3 separate regions of the Mus musculus genome follow, and regions 2 and 3 are each linked to region 1. The links are chromatin loops, found by intact Hi-C in ENCODE. Cell type or tissue: gastrocnemius. All regions are shown on one strand.

What was found. A loop is a pair of places that touch in the nucleus more often than their neighbours do. Peaks named below come from ENCODE experiments on the same cell type or tissue, not always from the same donor. Only the 100,000 strongest peaks of a DNase experiment are listed, where the experiment ranks them.
Region 2: a loop joins it to region 1, with 7 times the contacts of the local background. A loop is called at or near these places in 41 of 42 quality-filtered maps.
Region 3: a loop joins it to region 1, with 2.7 times the contacts of the local background. A loop is called at or near these places in 12 of 42 quality-filtered maps.

The regions. Positions count from the first base shown.
Region 1 is chr1:90,056,522-90,064,521 of GRCm38, reverse strand. The region is part of intron 15 of Iqca (IQ motif containing with AAA domain); the gene reads left to right. Among named protein-coding and RNA genes, the nearest start is that of Asb18, 46 kb to the right of the region's middle. In gastrocnemius, a CTCF peak has its summit at 3,771 (motif pointing left); a DNase peak (open chromatin) is centred at 3,749.
Region 2 is chr1:90,588,456-90,596,455 of GRCm38, reverse strand. No RefSeq gene overlaps it. Among named protein-coding and RNA genes, the nearest start is that of Gm35192, 9.6 kb to the right of the region's middle. In gastrocnemius, CTCF peaks have their summits at 3,401 (motif pointing right), 5,441 (motif pointing right) and 7,896 (motif pointing right); DNase peaks (open chromatin) are centred at 3,419, 3,919, 5,444 and 7,900; H3K4me3 peaks cover 285 bases; H3K27ac peaks cover 1,466 bases.
Region 3 is chr1:90,241,403-90,249,402 of GRCm38, reverse strand. Gm34930 (a long non-coding RNA gene) reads right to left here and starts at 2,138. Exons shown (of 6, transcript XR_878384.1): 1 at 1,876-2,138. In gastrocnemius, a CTCF peak has its summit at 3,662 (motif pointing right); no DNase peak of the experiment used is centred here.

The sequences.
Region 1 (8,000 bases):
TGCGGTCCAAACCCAGAGCCTTTTGCTTGCTATGTAAGCACTGTACCACTGGGTTAAACCCCAACACCCCACCTTGCAGTGGTAACACATACCTTTAATCCCTGGGAGGCACAGACAGGCAGATCTTCGTGAATTTGAAGCCAGCCTGGTCTACAGAATGAGTTCCAGGACAGCCAGGGCTACACAGAGAAACTCTGTCTTTGAAAAACAAGACAATGAGCCCCAACACCCCACTTTACTGTTGCTTTTAGTCCAGATATTTTATCACAACAACAGAAATGAAACCAACCTATTCACATCTCACAACAGCCTATGGACACAGGCATGAAGTGAGGGAACAACTGGGTCATAGTGCTGCCCTGAGATGCCCAAAGTCTGGCACCATCCTCCATGTTTCATAGCCTGAGTTATGAACACACAGAGTGTGCCTGGGTCTCTTCATTCCTTACACGGCTCCTGGTGTGACTCTTGGCACAGCCAGTGACCTGGTCGTTTTGTTCAGCTTGTTAGAAAGTGAGAGCCCTCATCTTGATCATAGATAAGCGATTGCTGCACTTACCAGAATTATCACAACCGGACACCATGTGGACAGGAGATGCTAGATGTCAGGCCATTAAAATGTAGAACAGCACATCATCTGCCTAGACCTCTTGGTGTTGGGTGCCTGACACATACCTCATTAGGTTTCACCTTTGTTGTGTATGTAGCTGATTAATGAAAGACCCAGAAGTCTCAGGAGTGGGAGTCATTCAATTAAAGATGCTCCGAGAGGCCACTGCCTCCCCATTCCCCCACTCCCTACCCCAGCATGACTGACAGAGCAGCTATCTGCATTTAATTAACCAGAGGAAGGCAGGATTAGGAGCCTGCTTAGGCAAGTCAAGGGCAGGAAGCCTGAGGATGTAGCTAACTATAGAACCTAGGACCCAGGCCATGGCTCAGCAAGGCAGACTTCTGTAGGATTTGCTGGAGGTGAATAAACAACAGAACCCGCCAGCCTGCACCTAGACTCCGGGAGATGCTGGCTCTTCCCTGATGGCCCGTAGCTCTTTTCTTCCTCCTCCTGCACAGTGACGCAGCTGAGGGCCAGCACAAGAGTGAGGTCCTAGGGGAAGAGGGCTAAGATGGCTGCTCAGCCAGGAGGTCACATCTAGGTCATGCAGACATGCTAGCCTGCAGCCAGTGAGCACAGGATGCCCAAAGCTCTTAGGCCCAGTCTCTTCTCCAGGAGAGGACTCTGCCCATATATGCTCCTCTCCAGAGCTCGTGCTACAGTCCCAAGGGGAGCCAGACAGCTCTGCTCCATAGCTCCTGGGGATGAGGACTCTGACAAATAACTTCAAGATACTGCTGATATGTGCGGTGGTGTGACTAACCTAGATCTGTGAAGAATGTGACATATATGTGACGTGGGCCACACATGATCTCAAATGAGCTGACTAAATAAAGAAAGGAAGGGGGCAACTGCAAAGATGGCTCTGTCAGTAAAGTGCTTGCTAAGCATTATGGGAGCTTCAGATCCATCCCCTGTATCCACACAGAGAGCCAGCTGTGGTCATCCCAGCACCGGGAAGGTGTGGTCAGAAGGATCCCTGTTGCCCGCTGGTCTGCCCAGCCTAGCCTCATCAGCAAGCCCCAGAGCCCAGGGAAAAGTCACGACTCATAAAGACAAAGAGGATGGATTCAGGGAATGATATCTAAGGTTGATCTCTGGCACCACGTGCACATGTACATACATGTGTGCATGCACACATGAGCACGCACACCCACACAGGCATACACAGTGTGGGGTTGAGGAATAAGGAGAATTGGGAAGAGGGAAAGGGGGACCAGAAACAGGGCATCATGTACAGATGGTACAGCATCGGGCATGAAAATCAAGGGGCCTGGACTCTGAGCATAAGTCCTGACAGAGAGTCTGTCTGAAGGCCAGGGTCACCTTCCAGTGTGTTGAAGGCAGTTTCAGATTGAGGGGTAGGGTACAGGTGGATCCCCAAACCTTTTCCTGTGCATGTAGCTTGGCTTCTAGCAGTCTTAAGTCAATGGCAGGTTTAAGCAGGGTGTGTGGAGAGTGTACTGGACTCATCTCCACCACATACCGCCTCCACCACCAGCATCCCACAGTGCGCATGTGCCATGGTCCAGAACCCACAATGCCGTGCCATCAACATTACAAGGTCATGCTTGTCTTCTACTATCTGAGCCTTCAGAACTTAGTCCTGGAGGGGACAGAGTCAAAGGGGAGAACATCAGAAAAGGAGCCCAGACAGAACCATGAGGGAAAGTCCACCCCAAACTGAGGCCATAGTAGCTTGGAAAAAGGAAAAGACCACAGAAGGATGATAAGGTCCCTTGGCCACAAAGCCATGTGGTAGGTATAGCTGTGTCTGGCTCTGGGGAGAAGGGGGTTGAAGAGGGTGGAAAAGGGGGACCCATTTCTCCATGGTGGCACCAGTTATAACAGCCCTCCAAAGAGTTCCAAAAGAGAAGAGAGCGTCAGACTGTGGGCACAGGCATTGCCAGCAGGGTGTGAGGGGAACACACTGTGGACATTAAGTCCCCAAGTACAGAATCAGAGCTGCTGGTGTTGTAAATGAGGGTGTGTGTGGAGGGGAGGAGGTGACCTGTGGCCAGGCTTGGATGGAAGGATGCTTCTCCACCCTGGACACATTCAGAGGGAAGATGAAGTATTGATTTGGTTAACCCTGCCCCGGGGAGTCACTTGTGCCTGAGTCTTCGTCCCATATATATCCTGTTCTTCCCAAGTTGCCCCAGCATTGCTGAAGCCTGGAGCGAGCCCTTCAGCCCTTACGTAGAAGAGTGTGGACTGGGAGGAGCAGGACTTTCAGCACAAAGTCACCACATGTGACACAATGCCCCTGCATCTGAACCCTTTCCCTTTATGTAACAGCACCATTCTGTCCAGTTCCTATTAGCACTGCCTGCCCACAACACGGTGCCCACCAGAGTGAGCAGCTGTGCCATGAGTCCCCGCATCCCTGCTCCTTCTCTTCCTCCTCTGCCCTGCCTGTTTACCTCTATTTCATCAGTCAGGCTTCCAGTTTTAGGATACTTCTACTCTTTTGTTGGTTATTAGTTTCAAAACAAAGGTAGTCTCTTGCTAGAACCTGAAATCACTTCCTTGACTGTATACAATGTAGCACAAAAAGATAGCAATTAACAATAGAAATGTGTACAGAAGAGAACACCCTCACATACTGCTCAAATGGACCCCTATTTAGTAGGGTAAATTTAGAATGTGAACTCCCCCCAGTAGCCTGAACCCTTCCATTCCTCTCCAATATGACAACACCTCACATACAGACCAAGGATACTACATACCTGCTGGCAGGGAGGGGTCCCACTGTCAAAGGTCCCTCCTTCCTGCCAAAAGCAGATATCTGCCCGTATTCATGGAATAAAGAGCAAACACGTGAAGGAATGAGTGTGTGTGGTTCCAGCTTGGTAAACCGAGGCAATAGCTTAGAAAGCAGATGTTGGGGTTTACTGCTATTTTCCTAAAGTTCTCCATATCCAGGGAAGAACCCTAAAACATCCAGGGCTCATGTCTGTAACTTACATGATGTAAGCGTGTTCTGACGGCAAGCCAGTATGTTCTGAGGTCTGATGCCTGCGGTGACCATTGCGCAGTGTGCTCAGAGGACTCACAGGACTCAGTAATAGAGGCCTCCTTGTTTTGACGAAGATCAGGCTTGGTCAGTAATTGACAGAGACATTTGATATTTGATAGGACCGAAGAGCCCTCTGCTGGCCACAGAGTGAACTATCCCACACGACTTTAGACTTTAGAGGTTCAGTTACATTTAATTGGCCATGACCTCAAACTATCTGCATAATTTAAATGAAGCTTCTCCATAGCTAAGTGAAAATTAAAAGAGCAAAAGAGACCATTTTTCATAGCAAATTGTCAAACCTCTCTCTCTCCTCTCTCTCTTCTCTTCTCTCTCTTTCTCTCTCTCTCTCTCTCTCTCTCTCTCTCTCTCTCTCTCTCTCTCTCTCTCTCTCTCTCTCTCTCTCTCTTGTTAATTCTTACATACGCAAAAGGAGTATGGACTAGCAGACCCAAGTACTTACTGTTGTTAAACAGCCACCAAGGGAGAGACAGATAGACAGGCAAAGATTCTAGAAGGTTGAGGGACAGGTAGAGCCTCCAGTAACAGTGAATGTTGGGTTCTTAAGACATGCAAATAGCATAGGTGAGACCCTGCTGTTCCAGCCATTTGGACATCCTCAACTCAAGCCAAAGGAACCATGCTGAGCTGAGTCACCTGATTGCTCCGTTTGTTGTACCTGGCCACAGTTTGGTATGAAGCGTGATGGCTTTAAAAGCTTTTCTCTCAGAATGGAAACAGCTTGGCCTTGCACTTGGTGGGTTAGCAGACATTCAACTTCATCACGGAACTCCTGGGCCACTGAGGTCAGAGTCACCTTGCACAAATGTCCTGGCCCTATAATGGCTTACTGATCAGTGATTAAGTTGGTAGAATAATGCAAGATTGTGTTGGAAGGAACATGCCCGTTCCAGCAGGCAACTGGCCACATTCACCCTGGATTATTCTCCAGGCATCAGATCTCAGAACATACTGGCTTTGCCGTCAGAACATGCTTACATCATGTAAGTTACAGACATGAGCCCTGGATGTTTTAGGGTTCTTCCCTGGATATGGAGAACTTTAGGAAAATAGCAGTAAACCCCAACATCTGCTTTCTAAGCTATTGCCTCGGCTTACCAAGCTGGAGCCACACACACTCATTCGGCAAAATGCTTTTTAAATGATCAAATGGCCTGTTTGCAGCTCTGACCCCAGTTAAACAGTGAAGGGCACATATAGGATATAAAAATACAGTCTAGTATTTTGTGCCTTTTCAGCCTCCATCTGACATCTGCAGGATCTTGTAAACAACCCGCATTTTTAAACTGATGGGATCCACGCAGTGACCATGAACACCGTGAAGCCAGTAGCAGCTGGACCTGCTTCTTCCCAGAGTCAGGTTACTTGGCAACACAGCCCAAAGTGGGTAATAAACTCCATCCAAGACTAAACACTAGCATGAGATTGAATGCCAACAAGTGCCACAAGAGAAAGTTGAAAAGAACTTTGTAGAACTGGGCCTGGCATGGCCTTTTGAAACCTCAAAGCCCAGCCCCAGTGACACACACTCTCCCACAAGGCCACGCCTCCTAGCCCTTCTAATCCTTCTCAAATAGTGCCACTCCCTAATGACTAAGGACTCAAGGGGCCATTCTTATTCATCCACCACAGCAGCTTTCAAATGTTGCAAGGTGACCTAGTTGACCATTATTTATCGTAATCCCCAAGCCAGAAGTATTATCTACAGCAATGCTGATAGCAAACTTATCACAGAGTGACCATTGTGGCCTTGTAGCCTAAGCTGCTGTTTTGTGACAAAGCTTTGAAAGAGTATAAGAAAAAAAGAAAATGTGTGTTACGCTTTTAACAGGTGACAAATTAATGACCCAGGGTGTGCATGCTTTAGTCCCCTTGTGATGGTCCCTACCTATTCACCAGGGGTGGGGGGATGTTAACAGATGTGGCCTCCAGGAGGCTGCAACCTTAAAGCCACACAACCCATGGTATGGCTTCTACAAAGCCCTGTCCCTCCAGAAGTTATCTAAGGGGATATCAATCATGTTCCCCAAATGCTCATCTAAGCACTCGTAGACCTAGGGAAGGTCAGAAACTTCATTCAAAATGGGTTCAAAATAAGGTTAGAGCCAATGAATGATATGGTCCCTCATGCTATCATGATGCTAGAGAAGTACGTCTTCTATCTGGGGCTTGGGAGGTGGGCAGCCTTCAAGACAGTCCACATAGCAATGCTCACAGAGCCCCGGAACCTTCCCATCTCTGTGTCTGATGTGAAGGCGTTTGTAATGACAGGGACTGCCTGAAGACAGATGTGAGATGGACAGTCAGGGGCTCTGTGCTCTTAGACTGCACTGGTGAGTGCTGCAGTCAGAGACCTTCTCCTTAGCAAGCATGTCTGCCCAGCTGCTCTACTGTGTCCAGTTGATACAGTCTTAAGAGAAATCCAAGAGGAGCCCCACTAATGTCACAGTCTAGGGGTCCTGACTGGGTTTGTTTTCTCTGCCAGTCAAGGAAATAAAAGGCAGGAAAAAATCTGAAGAGCAACAGGCAGCAGCAGAGAAAACTGAAGCTCCACAGTCAGGGTGGGTGAGGAACCACACGCAGGCAGCAGGCACACAGAGGAAAATGCACTCTGTGAAGCAGAGGGTCGGGCTCAGAAGGGAAGGAAAAACTCCAGTCTCCTCTCAAGGCCTGGAGCGTCTAGAGCCTCAGAGTTTTCCTCCCCCACTTGGAGGTTGGTCAGTTTGAAGGCAGATATGGTGGTTGCTTGGCTGGAACTATTGTGTGATGTGTCCTGATCCTGCCTTGAATTTGTTGAGCCAGACCATCAGGAAGGGGGGCTGCTGGTGGGAGACTGAAAGAACTCAGTGGGGAAACCCCCACTCAGCTCCCGATTCGGCGTGCACCCAAGAATCACGAATAGAACACAACACCTTGATGTAACAACAAGAGGTATTTTAATGGCGGAGCTCCGGGTCGAAATGTTTCTCACACAGGAGACAGTGGATTCGACCACGAGGCTTGGAAGCTAGGGGTTTTTATAGAAAAGGAGTGGGGCTGGGGAAGGAATTGGCGCAGTTTCACATGATTGGTCCATTTAAGCATCAGCAGCCTGTAACATTTAACTTAGGTCAGAGGGGTGGGAGCTAGGGAGGCGATGGGCCTGCCCGGGCATGTCCTGGTCTGTTCTGCTATGCTCTCAGCCCCAGGTTTCAAAGCTCACAAACAACTCTTTGGGCTATTTGACATACATTACATGAATTACAGTTTTATTTCCTTTCAAGACAAAAGCCTACAAGGCCTTTGTTTTAGACCAACAGGCTTCTGCCTCAAGTCAGGAGGGTGAGGAAAAAGTCAGCCATCTTGGAAGTTTGCCACTTTATTACCTAGTCATAGCCTCTCTCTCTGCCTGTCGCCTACCAGGGAGTCTGTCTAAGTCCTCATCCCTCACCATGTCACCCCCTGTCCCACAGTGGTGGTTCTCTATGTCTCCCTCCAAGGTTGCCTTTCCTAGCTTTCTCTCCTCATCCCACGCCATCTCTGAGTTCTTCTCACAAGCTAAGCTGCCTAGATGTGTCTGTACTCTCCTCCCCAATTCACTATTTGCACATCTGCCTGAAAGATCCTCTTTGTCTTCTAGACTCTGTCCCAGCATGCTTCAGCAGCCTGTCTTGTCCCCTGCACTCCTGCCAAGGCCACCAGTGACATCCTAGCTGCTCAGCTTCCTGGCCATCGTAGCCAACAGCCAAGTGTTCCATCTTGCACCTGCATCCAGGATGGCTTGCCCTCCCAGACCCCATTTTCCTTCATCATTGGTTTCCTGGAATGGTCCTTGAGCTCTGTCCCAGCCATAGTCTATCCAACCCTTCTCTCCTCTTGCAGATCCTTCCACACCATTCTTGGATAATCTCCCTCCTGGACCATTGGTCTTTTCTGATGTCGGGTACCCTCAAGCTCACAGTGGCCCATGCTGACCTCATCATTTCCTCCTTCATCGGGTCCCCTCTAAGCTTACTGTCCTCTTGGTCATTCCATATCTACTTCTTGTATGTATGGCCAACTCTATGCCCCTGAGTCCATTCCAGCCTTCCCAGGCATGCACCGCTTCTGTCTTGCCTGCTCTCTTTAGAAGCCTCTATTCCCCTCCCACCTTGTCCTTCCCAGTGTCCTTCAGCCATTCCCACTGCCCCCAGAGCCAAGGTGGCCCAAGTCTGAGCTTAGTGCCAACTACGGCAGTCCTCACACACTGACCTTAACACAGATAGAATCTTGAAGTCTTCTCAGGGTATCCATGGCTTCTAACATATAAACAAATTCCATCACATGGCTCCAGCCTCTGGCCCCTTTGCGACCACCCTAAAAAACCTT
Region 2 (8,000 bases), 530 kb before region 1:
ATTGTCTTAGTTTAGGTCTTATTGCCGTGAAGAGATGCCATGACCACGGCAACTCTTATGAAAGGAAGCATGTAATTGGGGCTGGCTTACAGTTCAGAGGTATAGTCCATTATTGTCATGGCGGGAAACATGGTGGCATGCAGGCAGACATGATGCTAGAGAAGAGAAGCTGGGGAGAATTCTATATCTTGATCCAAAGGCAGCAGAACACATTTGGCATAGCTTGAGTACCCCAACATGCCACACCCACTCCAGTGGAGTCTGTGTGACAAGTTCAAAAGCTTGGCCACAGTCCTGAGGCAAAAAGTTTCATGGAAACTGGTCTCCTGGAGGCCTTGGAATCCCGTAACAGATGTGTTTTAGATTTGTCCCTGTGATAGTCTGTGGAGGGTCTTGTGTGCTTTCCTTCAGTATTGTTTTATTATAGATGCCCCCAAGGAATGATTTGACTTATTCAGACAAAATGCCTACAGTGTTGAAAGAGAGATAGAAAAAGAAATCAGGCATTGCAGCTTACTGGATAAGAGTAGAAATCTCAGGGCAAGTTCTACAAAGTAAACTTAGAATTCTCATTACAGTCAGATATGGCAGACTACATTACATATTAGAAGAAAATTGGTGAGTTCCTCTGATAAATGGAGGTTCCCTATGGATACTTAAAATGATAGCCGAGTCACTCACATATGCAGGAATTTACAATGGTCTAGGAAGGAGGTGGATTGTGGTTTAAGGAGGAACTACAGTATTGCATTATTCATGAAAAGATTAGCAAGAGCGGAACCCCCTGGTACAAGTTTTCACAAGGCTCAGAGGAATAGCATAGTTAGGCGCTTACCAAGGGACCCCTGGTGGTGGGTTATACAATAAACTAGAATTGTGACTAGCATGAAAAATCCTCACCTGGCTCCTAGAATAGCTGACTTTAGATAGAACCACTTTTATCTCAGCTGTAACCACTGCCTGGTTCCTGCCAGTCTTTATACATGCACTTCTCTGTTTTGTGTCATTATGCATCAGACCTTGTACCTTGTACCTTGGCTGATGTATCACCTAATTTCCTTGTTTTCTTCTGTAAGTCTGATGCTTGCTTTGAGAAATTACATTCAGATCCAACACTCTCTTGTGTTTGTGTCTGTTTGTCACTCGCTGACTCCTTGCCCATCTGAGTACTGGGACCCTGATTTCTCCCCTGGGTTGAGGGACCAACTGAGTCCAGCTTGTGGCACCAACAGTGACACTCTTCCTCCAACAAGGCCATGTCTCCTAGTAGGTGCCACTCCCTGTGGGCCAAGCATTCAAACTCATAAGTGAATACCTATTCAAGCCATCACGGGCATCTAGTTGAGAAAAGAAGAATACCCAGTCTGTTTAAAGGTGCCAATCCCAATGATAGTACGGGAATCTATCCAAGGACAAGGCTAAAGACTTCCTGGCTGTTTGCTAACAGAATCTGGGAAGATGGTTGATTCATTGCAATTTCTGTTTCTAGTTGATTTTAATTCTGTAAACTTGTTTGCTGTGAGCTCTTAACAAACATGTACTTGGTAAATCTTGCTGACTTGCTGGCCAGATGTCCTCTTATTTGGTCCTTGACAATAGAGCCTTGCCTTTTCTCTTCCTGCCCTCTCTAGATGCATGCCTGTTAGCCTTTGGCTTGCACCAGCAGGATGTAATAAGGTTTTTAGCACCATCGAAATTCTGATTTAGAGGACACTTCACAAAAGGATGTGCAGAGTCCACTCTCTAGGTCCCAGTGAAGAGGATTTGACATGCTGTGTTCTTCTACCCTGGAGTCGTGCCTGGCTAGAGCTGTTGTTGTCACTGGTGTCTTCTGGGGGCTGGACAGGGAGCCTGGGCTGATGTAATACCAACCCTATTCTTTGATAGGAGTTAGCACACATTCTCTGTGGAGGAAAGCTCTGAATTGATTCCCTAGCTACTCAGGAAAGGAGGATGGGATTCATTAGTGATGTCAGCTGTGGCTGGTGTCTGAGGAAGGGGCAGGGTCCAGTCTCCCTGTTGGCTCCAGTAGTCCTTGCTCCCTACTTTACATGTGCCAACCTCCAGGATGCCCATGTCTGCCTGTGGGGCATATTCTCTGTCTTGCCTGGCTTCTCCATGGTTTTATGCAGATGCCTGTCTTCATTCATCCAAGCCTACAGAAGCACCCAGGATGCCTATCCATTCTTATAGCCGAGGGCTCTGGCAGCATAGCTATTGCTGTGGAATCTTCTCCCTCTGCATTTCCTCGAGTCCTAGTTTTTAGAAGGGGAGGGAGGTGGCACACATGCAGTTGTCTTGGGACCAATGAAGGCAAGTTCAGACTGGACCCTGCCCCTTCCTCAGACACCAGCCACAGCTGACATCACTAATGAATCCTATCCTCCTTTTCTGAGTAGCTAGGGAATCAATTCAGAGCTTTTCTCCTGTTAGCACACATTTTCTCAGAGAATGTGTGCTAACTCCTATCAAAGAATAGGGTTGGTATTGCAGTATAACCTGCCGCCATCTCTATGCCAGAGTGAAAGTTGTCACCAGACTTTTGTCCACAGATTTCTTGAGTTGTCACACTCTGAGTACTGGGTCAGGGTCTCAGTCTTCTGAAAGAATTTCCGGAGGTGAGTCGAGTTTGTTTGTGCCCTGTGAAAGTCCTCTTCTGTGCCCGTTTCTCTCCTGCTTTCTTCTTGCTCCACCCCAGTCCCCTTCCAGCACACTTCATGCCCGAGCCTTACTGTGTCACACAGATTCTCAAGCTAGATCTGTGGCAGCAGATAGAAATGAGTTGGCTCTGAGTGTCTCGCTGAAGCCTTCCATTACAGCCACCAGTCACCGTCTGTGGAGTGGGAGCCTCCTGTCAACTCTCTGCTTCCTCAGCGTCCAGCCCAGCTTCTTACAAATAGTATGCAATCAATAAACTCTCCCAAAGGGATAAGCTAAACTTTTCTAGAAACAAACTGGAATAAGAAGCTACAGTACAGAAGCCATTACAAAACTCAAAAGTCAGATTTCTAGAAATAAAACTTAAGTTTACTACATGGTCAGGAGAACTTTTTTCCCAGGCACTTGACACCAGTACACTTGAGAGCTCAGACCTGGGAATCCTGGTGTGACCACTTGAGTGGAGGAAAGTCCCTTACTCATCTCACCTCTAGAACTAACAGCTAACACGCCCTGGATGGCTGCCTTGAGGGCTTTGAGGTCACAAGTCCACATCCTTATTCACACAGGACTTAAGCCAAATCTTTTAAACCTCTGATAATGAGACGTAGGTCATATATCATATTAACTATTTTGGAAAGAACACAATTCTCCAGGAGTCATTTGCAGGTTTATCTCCTCTAAAGCAGAGAGAGGGGAACAGCCAAGCAGAAACCAAGCTTGGGTACCTCAGGTTGATCCCAGGCTGCCCAGCAGAGGGCGCTCTGCTACCACTGCCGACTTTAACTTAGTGTAGGACTGTTTCCTAGTCTCTAGGTTTTGTTTGTTTTGGTTGGGTTTGACTTGTTTTGGTTTTTGTTTTTTCTCAGCTCAGGATAGTCCATTCCTCGCAGTTACTTTTCAAATAGAAAATTGGAACACCGCTTTCGACAGACACGGACTTTTGTCTGTTTCAGGTTCCCTCTCTGTCCACCCCAATTCTGATGGCTCAAATGCAGTGCACACTGGGTGGAAGGCTAAGTGTGGGCACCAGGGAGCAAATGGAATTCCCAGGCAAGAGGGAAGGGGACGGAGCTTAGGAAACCTCACCTTGAGGGTGCCTCGGTCTCGGAGTTGGGGAGGCCACTTCCTAGTGATCAGAGGCCAGTTTCTGTCGCAAGGAGCTTACAGTTTAAGGCTGATGATCCCATCTGGGAGTAAATGGGGATACTGGGCTCTTTCCAGGCTGGCCATCTTTCACCCCAGCAAGACAGACAAGGTCTCCTCTCCACAAAAGGGAGGTGGCAAGCGCAGCAGTTCCTGGCTCACTGCCTCTCTGATTTGTAGTGGGGACAAAGTCAGGAGTGTCCAGAAGAATGAAGCCTGGGCATAGAGTTCTATTCATCCTGACTCTGACCTCTAAGATTCTGGTCCTTCTTGTATTCACAAAGGTAGAACTACCAGGACCCAAGTCACCCAAAGTGCCTTCAGGCTGTTTATTGCCAGCATGATCTTGTGAGTCTAAGGCTCTCAACATCTTGTGCTGTCTCTGCATCCGTTAGTCCAAGTCAGCAGTGTTGCTGTCGGTGGAACTGTCACATGAATGAGTTCCAGCAAGTAGGAGAACTCAGTGTCTCCAGCTGGGTGAGATAGAGGTGAGGCATAGTGAACTGCTCTGTGAAGCCTCTCTGAGTCTTACTATTTCATAATGGATGCTTGGAGAATTCGTTTTTCTTTCTTTTTTGTTTCTTTTATTTTTGTTTTGTTTGTGTTTTTGTTTTCATTTTTGTTGTGTTTTTTGTTTTTGTTTTGAGATTGAGGATGGGGGTTGGGGGCAGTCATTTTACATGGTAGCCCAGGCTGGCCTAGAACTTACTATATAGTCCAGGCTGGCCTTGAACACATAGCAACCCTTCTGCTTCCGGAGTGCTAGGACTGCAGGCATGGGCCATGATGCCTAGCTGCAAACATATATATTTACCTGACTAGAGAGATCACTGAACAGATTAAAGAGTCCAGAATGGACCCGGGTCCCTATGGAGAGTCAGAATGTAGTGGAAGTGACATTTCAAATGATGAAGCAGTGACCTCCAAGAAACAGCACTGGGCTGTTAAACGGCTCACAGCACACGCAGCAACACCCCAGCCAGTGGGAGAACTGGAGGTGTGCAGATACTAGGGGAAAACTGCACCCAGCACTTCTACAAGAGCCACATTCCATTGTGAGCCCAAATCCAGACATCAGGAAAGGAAAGGCTGATAAGGTTAGACTCACAAAGCCAGAACTGTGCACCATCTGAACTGTGGCCGGTTTCAAGATAAGTTGGTGAAACATGGTTGCGATGTGTGTCAGAGACAGAGCTGATTTCATTCGTGTTTCAATAATTCCTAAATGTGGAGTGGGTGACACTAACTGTCCTGTGTGTGTGTGCGTGCATGCCGTGTGTGTGTGAGTGTGAGCGCGCACGTGTGTGTTTGTAAGAAATGAGGGAGGACAAAAATAAAAACATAGGGATCTGAATCATCTACTGGGCTTCAGAAGGAGGCAGCCGAGCCAGCCAGGAGTCCTTCTCTAGAAGGTGGGAACTAGGGTAGAGCTCTGGTATAACCACACAGGCCTGGTCACACTGTGGACTCGGCAACTGGGCTCTGCATAAAATTTCCTTCACATGGGCTACCAACCCTTGTCCAGAAAGGGGTCCCAGGGAAACAGCTAGGGAAAGTCCAGAAAGGCCTAGTGCAGTAAAACTGTCAGGATGATTCCCAAGCCAAGCTCCCCCCACCCTGTGTTAACACTTCACAAAACTGTCCAGCAGAGAGCGCTCTGCAGAGCAAAGTGAGCAGGCAAGAGTCTAAGCACAAAAGACTCCACCCAGAAATGCACAGAGCTGATAAGTACTTCCCAGCAAAGTGGCAAGTTACAAAAATACACACACACACACACACACACACACACACACACACACACACACACACACACAAATCACTAGGTGTCCCATGGACCAGTGATAAACACACTGAAATAATCCCATTCACAAATTAAAATAGGATAAAGTGTCTGGGCACACAGCTAGCCAGGGGAATGAAAGGAGTCTACACTGAACTGGAGAGAGAAGTTGAGGGAGCCACATGGGAAGGCCTGGCATGCACTTGAATGGAAGGAACGGATCTTGCTGGCAGGGACCATCCTGCCAAATGCAGCCTACGGATCCAGTGCAATCCCAATCGAGTTTCCAGCTCCTTTCTTCACAGACATAGGGGGAAAAAACCTAAAATTGTATAAGGAAGCACAAAAGATCAAGGCAACCAAAGCAACCTGAACACAAAGAAGGCTGTGGAGGGTATTGCTATTCCTGAGCTTAGCTATGCTACAGAGCTATAGTGATAAAAGCGCCTTGGTGCTGGCTGACACAAAATAAAAACAGACATGTAGATCATGGGGATAGAGCTGAGGTCACGGATGTAAGCCCATGCTACTACAGCCCTGACTGTTGAAACGTATTTTATTTGTTATGTGTGTGAGTGTCTCGCCTGCATGTCTGTGTGTACACCACATGTATGCAGTGGCCATAGAGGACAGAAGAGGACATCAGATCCTCTGAACCGGGAGTCACAGATGTATCATTGTGAACTACCATGTGGCATTTGCAAATCGGACCTGGGACCCCTACAAGAGCAGTCAGTGCTCTTAACTACGAAGCTGCCTCCCCAGCCACTGCCACTTTGACAAAGAGAACCAGGGTCCTTCTTAACCAAAGAGAAGAAAAACAGGAAACAGATTAAAGAATGGGAACACACACAGTTTGATAGGAAAAATGGAGGTGAAAAGACCTAAAACCCACTAGGAACATAGACAAAGGCCTGGACAGACAGACCCTCAAAGCACACACTAGGCACAGAAGAGCAGAAACTCTGCTCCATTTGTGGAAGAAAAAAAAAAGGTAAAAAGGTAAAACTGAAATATGACATTTTCTCCACATTTCTTCAAAAGGGTGTCTGTTTAAGCTGGGTGTGTGTGACACAGGAAAAGGAAAGGCAGAAGGATCCTGGGCACTAGTTCGTCCTCAGCTCCTTAGTGAGTTCAAGGCCAGGCAGGACTATGTGAGCCCATACCTTGATCAAACCAGAAAGGAAAGTAGGAAGGTGCTTTTCCTGTGTGTAGGAGCCAGGGAAGGGGCTCCAAGATACACTCCAAGTTCCCCACAACCATGTGACGAATCAGATTCTCTCTGTCCTTAACTTCCACCCCGGTTTTCATTTGAAAACATTTTAAAAGTTGCCTTGACACTTTCCAGGTAAAATCCTGGAATGTGAGAATCAACAACACCCTCCTGTCATTGCTGCAACCACAAACACTCCCAGAATGGGCTCCCAGAGCGCTGGAGGTTGGAGGGATGGAAGGACTTATGGAAAACATGCAGTTCCATGGACCATGCGACCCAGTTTAATTCCTTAGCAAAGCTGTTACTGTGAGTTTATGGACAGAGGAATAAAGGATACTTAGAGAGATACAGACAGGGGAAGCCAACTAGTGCTCCAAGTGTCCTCTGTCCTGTGCTCCAGCACATGCTGCCCCTAGCCTGTGACTTAGAGCTTTTAGTAGGAAGATCACAATGGGTTGTTCTCAATAGGAGCTTGACAGGACAGGAGAGATAAGTAGGGGGTAGATGAAACTAGTGTCCACCTGCAAGCAGGAGGTTGGATGGTGCCTCTAGCTCAAACCTCAAACCTTCAACCTTCTTGTGAGCTCCCTTGGGCTTTCCCATTAAATACCCGGAGCATTCTATGAAATTGTCTGAAGCATCCTTTTCTGTGGGTTGCCCTGGAGGATAGGGATTCACTGTGTGACTTAGATGATGAGGAAGGGCAACCAGCCCTGCTTACCTTTTGCATAGTCTTGTGGGATTTCCTGGAGGCACTTTAATCAAGAGGCACGGGGCTTTCCTCTTCTGCTTTTGTTTGCTTTCTGATGCTAGAACAAAATACTGGAGGCGGGCACATTATCACAAAAAAGAGGTTTACTTCAGGGTACAGTTTGAGATGCTGTCTGTAAACTCATAACAGCTTTGCTTGGGAATTGGGTGGCTCTGGGATGGGTCTGGCCCCTAAGCTGGGAATGGCAGAGTACGGTGGGTTTATATCATGAGCATGCAGATGTGAGAGGCCAGGATAGGAGAGGCTGCAGAGCTGGAGTCTGGTAATGGGTTTTACTAGCAGCCTCAGACCATTACTTCCTGCTCCTGGGAAATACAAAAGGCACCACAAGGTGGCACTCATCACAAAGTCTCTGACCAGGCAGAGCTCGGCCATGGAAAAACTGATGACTAATTCTGGATTTGCAAAAACAAGGCAGACAAAGGCGG
Region 3 (8,000 bases), 180 kb before region 1:
AAATATTGAAGAGAGAAACAAACATTGGGGAAACGCAGCCCCCTGATAATAGGGCTCCCTGTACTTGAAAGGCTAGGGAGCTGCTGTCAGGACCAAGTTAGTAGGCAACAGAACCAAGAAACAGCCAACAAGTAAACCAGGAGCCCAGGCAGCCTGGACTCCCCTCGTTTCTTGCTAATGGAGAAGTATGTTGCCCTCTGGCCCTTGTGGCTGGGCCCTCTCTCTGTGACACACTGACCCAGTTCACCAGCCACAGAGCTTTGGTAGGGCACAGCCTAGAGTGTTCCATCATGCCCTAGGGGGCCTTTGTGCTGATCAAACTTTATCCAGCTTACTGGAGTGTGTGTACGCCACTCAGGATCTCTCTCTCTCTCTCTCTCTCTCTCTCTCTCTCTCTCTCTCTCTCTCTCTCTCTCTCTCTTGCTCTTTTCTGAGCATAAAAATGAAAATATGATCATTTCTGCAACCTACTGCCCATGTGGGACTCCCCCACAAAAAGGTTTTTTTTTAATAAGTTAGTTCTTAATAAGTCCCACATAAGTTAATTAGAAAGCTTGTCTTTGACCTTGTGTCCTTACCCAAACACTTCCACTATGGGCCCCCTCTTCTGGTGGATTAACAAGCCTCATGCCAGAGGCCCCCTCTGTAGGCCTCAGAGCTCTCTGAAGTCCAGGCCTGGGGCTTTCTCAAGTCTGGATTCTGAAAACTCCGTCAGTGCATTGAAACTAAACTGTCACACCCACAAGAAATGCAGCTCACACTCAGGATACCCAGCACTGAAGTTGGTCTCCACACCCTACATTCTGTCCTCACCCCAATACCAGGATTGGCCAAAGCATTCTGGAAATGGAATGCTTTCTGGATGGAGAGGAAGAACATGCTATTCCATGGACATGTGTCCTGCAGAGATGTCCACTGTTAGGGTTCGACTTCAGAAACGAGGCACCAACAGGCACCTGTTCCCTGCATACAACCCCACCATCCCGAGACTTTCTGCACAGGACTTCTAAACCCTCAAGCCTGCAGCCCTCCCCTAGCAGATAAACACCAAGCTACAGGGATGGGTGGTTCCTAGAAGACAGATAAGAAGATCAGACAACTGGGACCTAGTTGGTGGCCTCCTCTGAGTATCTACAGTGACCGACTGTGAAGGTACCCATGCCAGACTGTCCTTAGGATGTGATAGGAGCTCATAGTTTAAAACTTAACTGCCTCTCAGGCACAAAACCCGCCTATGCTATCCCAGCAAAATTACCAAAACCTTCTCTTGGACGCTCCCATCCAAGGCCCTTGTCCTCATTAATTCATACTGGGTGGATATCATTTGGGAGTCTATAGTGAGCCAATTTCCTTCAGGTTACCCTAGGCAACAGACCTCTCCATCCAGTCCCATCCAGTTCCATCCAGTCCTATTTAGTTTTATCCAGTCTCATTCCCTTGATTCCACTGCCTATCTGTTTGACCACGCCTGGCCTGTTCCCAACCTTCTCATCCAGGCTGGGCCTGCAGGCCCTTGCTCCATGGTGGTCTGAAGAGCCAGAAGGAAGGAATCCACGTATTCTCACACCTTGATAGGATCTGTTGTTACAGTGTAAGATCCCAGTACATCCAGCCAGGCACATCATCATCCCCCATATTTGCAGCCTCCCAAACCACTAGGAATAAAGTTAGTGTCCCAGCATGCAGTGTGCAATCAGCTTCCTGTCTTCCTGCCTGCTGTGTAGATGGAAGAACTCAGAGCTAGCTGGCCACAGAGCCTACCTCCAGGGCATCCTAAGTGATGGATGTTGTTTCTTTCACTCCTAAGGTGCAACTTGCTTCCTCCTCCAGACACCCCTTGGCTCCCACCCAGCAAGTGTCAGTGCTGACTCTCACCATCTCGGTGGCTAAGAAAGCATCAGGTTTAAACCAGGCATCAACCGCTGTACTCACTGGGCAGCTGACATAGCTTGCAGATCTGCTGATCCTCCTTCAAGCTCTCTCTGTCTATTGTTGGCAGCTCGCCCTTCCAGGTGTGGCCTGCCACCTACTGCCTCTCTTAGTCTCATCTGTGCTCCAACCAGGGACTATACAGAGGCCCCATGGGGTTGTGTAGTCTGGAGGATGAACATAGGCTTGAGGTCTGGGTTTCCCTCACAGATTTTCCATGCGTCCCCCACCCCACCCCCAGCCATGCCCCCCCCCCCAGAATGCCCATCCTCTGCAAGTGAGATTTGCACCCTCAAGTTTCCCTCTGACTCCATTCCTCCACCAGTGCTCCTGGGACAGTGGCTGTCACTTTTCTGAAAGAAGTCAAGAGGTAGCCCCACTGCCTGGGCATTAATGGCTTTCTGCCTTCCCTGGCTCTCAAGCAGGTCTCAGGATAAGGCTCTCTCTGTCCCTTCTACTGAGCCATGGCAAACTCTGCCTCGTGTTATCTTGGCCAACCATTGAACCATCCTCCCCCTATCTCCTTGTCTGCAGTTTCTCATCTCCCAAAGGCACCTGTCCCTGTCACCAGATGACCAAGCTGTTATTTAACTTACATGTTTTTACCACCACCCTGTTTCTTTCAAGAGAAAAAAGATGCAATGACTCTTCATCCTCTTCCCCCATTGTTCCTGCCTCCTTTCTCTGCCCTGCATGATATCTGGATAGCTTCTCAGGCCAGAGGTGTATTCAGCTCGCCAACCCCTCCCCCAGGCCCAACACTTCATTCAACCAGCACAGAATTCTCCTCCTTGGCCAGGCACCCTGGACTCTCCTAGTCTATGATTGTCCTGTCCCCCTGTCTTATTCAGCCCACGTCTCCCAAGGGCCACGGGAGGCTGTTTGTACGCCTGTCACCCACTCAGTGGTCAGCCTGAGCCTTCCTTGGGAGCTGACAGGGGCCAAACTCTTTTCATCTTTAAATCCACAGTGTCTGGCTCACAGCGGACACCCCCTGGTGATGGATAAGTGAATGAATGAATGATTGATTGAAGCAGCCTGCAGCCTGGGGTCCGTCTCCTCTTCTTAGGAGACAGTTCATTGTGTGCTAACTCGCCAACTCCGAAAAACAAATAACTTTCTAAGAACGCCACAACCAAAGCTCTTAATGGGAGACTGACGTGTGTCCAACCAGGCCAAGGAATGTAAAGCTCTCTGGGCCCAGCACCATCCACCAGTGTGTACAGGATTAAGGCCCTGGAAGTTTCAGAAGGGAGACAGTGCCGTCATTGGTCCAGCTTGCCCCAGCATCAACTCTAGGAGTGCTTTATACCTCAGTAGACATCTATTTTGCAAGTGAATATAATTAAGTATGAAGGGTTCCCTCGACCCTGGGACACACATAGTCGGGGAAAGTTAGACTGCCTCCTGGACAGACTGACAGGGAAGACAGTTCAGAAAATAGCTCAGCATGTGAGTTTCCCATCTGCCCTCTAATCAGCTGTGAGAACTGGGCAGCAGCTGGAGAGCAGGGACATTTTTGACCCATCCTTGAGAGCTGGAAAGCCTAGAAAAGGAAGCCAGGTCCTGAACCATACAGAGTTGACTTGTGGGTCCTTTTGTCCCCCAGATTGTAGAGATGAGAGTGGAACGGAACCGAAAGCCTGGCACCTGTCCGGGCTTACTTCTGTGTGTTGAGGCCCGGGCACCTTTGCCTCCCCCAAGGTCAGTGCAACCTATGCATGTCGTACTCCCTGAAGGTGGCACTGTGACCCTAAGATGAATCAGAGCTGTCTGATGCAGCTCTCCTGGGTTGGCTCTCCTAGGGGGCTTGAGAGAGCAAGGCTGGGAGGCTGCGGGACAGCCTATAGGAAGCAGCAGCACCCCACCTTGCACCCCATGCATACGCATTTGCTTCTTCACATAACTAGTGCTTATGGAACCCATACTGACTGCCAGGCACAGTCTCAGACACAGACAGGCCACACCTGACCTTTATCTACCCTGGCTTCTCTTCTCCTTGGTTGCTGGTTACCCTGACAGCATACATCCCCAAACTCTGCCTTATTTGTCTTCACAGGTCCATCTTCTCTACCACCAGTGTAGAGGAGCTGCCAACCACCATCTTCAGTCTTCTCTCGTACTCTGAGCTAAGCTGCATGCTGCCCCATTCCTACAAGAAAAAGGTGTCCACATCGGATCCCCAGAGCATGTGTGGAATGCCTCTTATCCTGACGTGTGTGTGTGTGTGTGTGTGTGTGTGTGTGTGTGTGTGTGTGTGAGAGAGAGAGAGAGAGAGAGAGAGAGAGAGAATGTGTGTATGTGTGTGTGTAGCCAGGAGACAGCCTCAGTTGTCGTTCGTCAAGCATGTCTATTTTGTTTTGTTGTTTTGAGTTACTTGTTTTGGTATTTTGCTTTATTATTTGTTTAGGTTTTATGGGTTTGTTTTTGTTTTTTGTTTGTTTGGTTGGTTTTTGTGAAATTTTTTGGTTGATTTTTGTTGTTTGTGTTTGGTTTTGTTTTCACCACATAGCCCTGGCTGGCCTGGAACGCCCTATATACACCAGACTGGCCTTAAGCTTAGAGACTCACTAGTTGCTGCCTCTAGGCTCTAGGAATAAAGGTATGCACCATCATGCCCAGCCTCCTACACTGTTTCTCTGATTTTCTTTGATGGTTCTGATTAGACAAGGCTAGGGGCCAGCAAGCCTCAGGAATCCTCCTGTCTCTGACCCCTGCCCCACTCCACCTGAGCAACTGAATCACAAGTGCATACCACAGGAGCCTTTTTTTCACTTGTTTCTTAGACTCAAACTCATGCTTGTAAGGCAAGGTCCTTACTGACTAAGCCATCTTCCCCATTCCAAAATAAGAGTCTTAAGGAAAGACAGGCCTGGGTTATCAATGTGGCCACAGTGAGCATCTCGGCTACTTTTCCTGTGTCATTGTGACAGAGATCCCTGACAGAAACAACCTAAGGTGGTCATGGGGTTAGGGGTGGGGTATCTCTGGCTCACAGTTTCAAAGTGAGGATGGCATGGTGAGCAGGTTCCACCCTTGGTGACAGGAACAGGAGGCAGTGGCTGGCCTGTTGATGTCACCTCTGTTCCCAGCAGCTCAAGGAAAACTGAGAGGCACCCACCATACAAGCCTGATCCATGACCTCGGTGTTAGAAACCTGGAAAGATGCTTGAAGACCCAGAATGTCCCATCTGTGTCTGGATACCATATTCTAGGACATTCCAGCTGAAGATTCCTATGGAGCCTTCTTTGGTGTTGAAACAAGTTACCCTATCTCAGCAGGTTTGAGAGGGCATGTCAGAGAGCAGAACACAAAGATGTCCAGCAGAACCAGGGACAGGTGTCTCCTTCAAAAGCAAGATCCTGGTGCCTGCTTTGCCAGCATGGCCTTTAAATAAAGCCACAAATGAAGGAGCAAGCATGAGGCTCTGAGGGCATCTCATGTTCTGATCATAACACCATGTCCTCAAAGGGACAAGGCAGAGGGATGACCACAGAGGGGAGAAAAGGGCGTGTGCTGGTGACAGCAAAGAATTTCATGCTGAAGGAAGGGACCACAAATCAAGGAACACAGTAGATGTCCAAATGATGAGGAAGTTTGTCTCCTCATAACCCCCAAAAGAAGCCAGCTCTCCAAGCAGGCCAACTTCAGCAGTGGCAAAGATCAAACTTGGAGGATCGAATTGTGTTTTGCTTGAACCTACTGAGGTAGGGTAACTTGTTTCAACACCAAAAAAGATTCTATAGGAACCTGTGCCTTCAGCCAAGATGTCCTAGAATATGGTATCCAGACACAGAAGGGACATTCTGGGACACCAAGTATCTTTCCAGGTTCCTCACACTGAGCTTGTGGGTCAGGCTTGTTTGGTGGGTGCCTCTCAGTCTTCCTTGAGCTGCTGCTGGTCACAGTGGTGACATCAACAGGCCAGGTGCTGAAGAATTGCCCCCTGATGCAAGGATTGTTTATTTACACCATGTGACAGGGAACCCACCACTCCACACCCCTCGCATCCAAAGGAGTCCATTTGATCCTCACACAGGGCTGGCTGCTAAGATGTTCTTTATCTGACCTGACAATGACTCCCTGAAAATCACCTCTTCCAGTGACTTGTCCCCCTAAAAGGGCAGTGTGCTCCAGGGCTCCTTTTTAATGCTGTGTTTGTGTGGATGCCCCTGGTGGCTCACTCATTCATTTGAATGTTATATGGACGTCTCTCCTCCCTAGCTCCTTACCTGTTTGCTGTCACTCACACACACCATCCTGTGGCTGGGCAATTGTTTTGCTTGGGCCAGGTCAATTTTAGTTTTGACTTGCCACCACTTTGAATTGGACCAGGTGGTCCTGTTTGCCTGCAGCATTCACCTCAGCCTTCTGTCAGTGGAAAATCGTAGCTGCTGCTATCTGGTCAAATGAAAGCCCTAACCATAGCCTCTGTGCAGACCATTTGTCTCCTGGCTTCCAGGCCTGTTCTTCTGTAGGCCATTGGACGCACACTAGGAGACTCTGTGATCACAGATCCATTAGACTTCCATTGCCTTCCTCCGAAAAGTAGGCAATGCCTACTTTTATCCACACAAAAAGAGTTTAAACCATCCCTCATCTGTCGGAGATCCTGACAGGTCCTCTGTGAGTGCATTCCACTGGCATTAGGGTACCAGGCAAAACCTTCCCAGAGGGATTTCAAAGAGAGGCCAAGGGCCGATGAATCAGGACACCAGCCTCGGATAGAGATTGGTGAGGCCTGCCCCATTGGCTAAGAGGGATTGTAGCCAGCTACCCCAGCACACCCTAATCCTTCCAACAGAAGACAGATATCAGTAATTACAGACATACTATTTATAAGATACAAAGAACATGGGCAGGCAGATAAGAGGGAGGGTTGAGAAAACAATGTGTATTTGGAGGAGGTGATCTGGAGGGGCCTGGCAGTCATGTGCCCTGTGAGAATGCTCACAAGGCTCCTTCCCTCCAAGAACAGCACCCCGCAGAAGCAATCCCCTCTCCGGCTCACGCTGTCCTTTCCCACAGTTTAAGCAATAAAGAGATGCTCCCAGTCTTCTTGGAAAGGATGAATAATTCTCCCTAGTCTTCTTGTCATATCGTACTACAGCCTTCCTGACTGTTTTGTCCTGCTAGATCTCGCCTATAGATCCACACTACTATGGAAATGACTTCATATAATACCTTTGAAATATTGACTAGTTTTTCCTCTCTGTCTTTTTTTTTTTTTTTACTTTTCTCTCTCTATTTTTTGCATACATGTGACCTCCATGTTGTGCCTCATACCATAGTTTCTTATGTGGGCAGGTGGCTTAATACATGTGTGTATGTATTTACCCCATGTGTGTTCAGGTGTGTGTGCTCAAGGCGTGCATAGAGATGCCATAGGAGGCTCTCGGGCGTCCACTACACATCTATACACCATTGCGACAAGGTCACTCAGTGACCCTGGTGTCTAGTGATCCTCCTGTGTCTGCGTCTAAAGCTGTAGGATTCCAGATGCGTGTAGCCACGCCCAGATTTTACAGGGGTGCTCCATAGTCAGTCCTCACGGTGGCAAAAACTCTTTCACCCATAGAGCCATCCCTCAAGACCTATTAATTTGCCTTTGCCAGTCATCAAATATAGGTTGGGCTTCCATCTCTTGTGTGTGTGTGTGTGTATGTGTGTGTGTGCATGTGTGTATGTGTGTGTATGTGTGTGTGTATTGTGTGTATGTGTGTGTGTGTATATGTGTGCATGTGTGTGTATATGTGTGCATGTGTGTGTATATGTGTGTGTATGTGTGTGTATATGTGTGTGCATGTGTGTGTGTTTTGTATGTGTGTATGTATATGTGTGTATGTGTGTATATATGTGTGTGTGTATGTGTGTGTATATGTGTGTGTGTATGTATATGTGTGTGTGTGTGTGCATATTTATATGGATGAACTGATACCTCATGTTCTCGCACATGAGGTCACAGGGAACACTTGTCACAGGGACCCTCAGTCTGTCAGCCAGAAATCTTCTGGCTGCTTCCCACTGTCTTCAGTGACTGGTGGGGCTTCTCTGATGTCCTTCATGACAG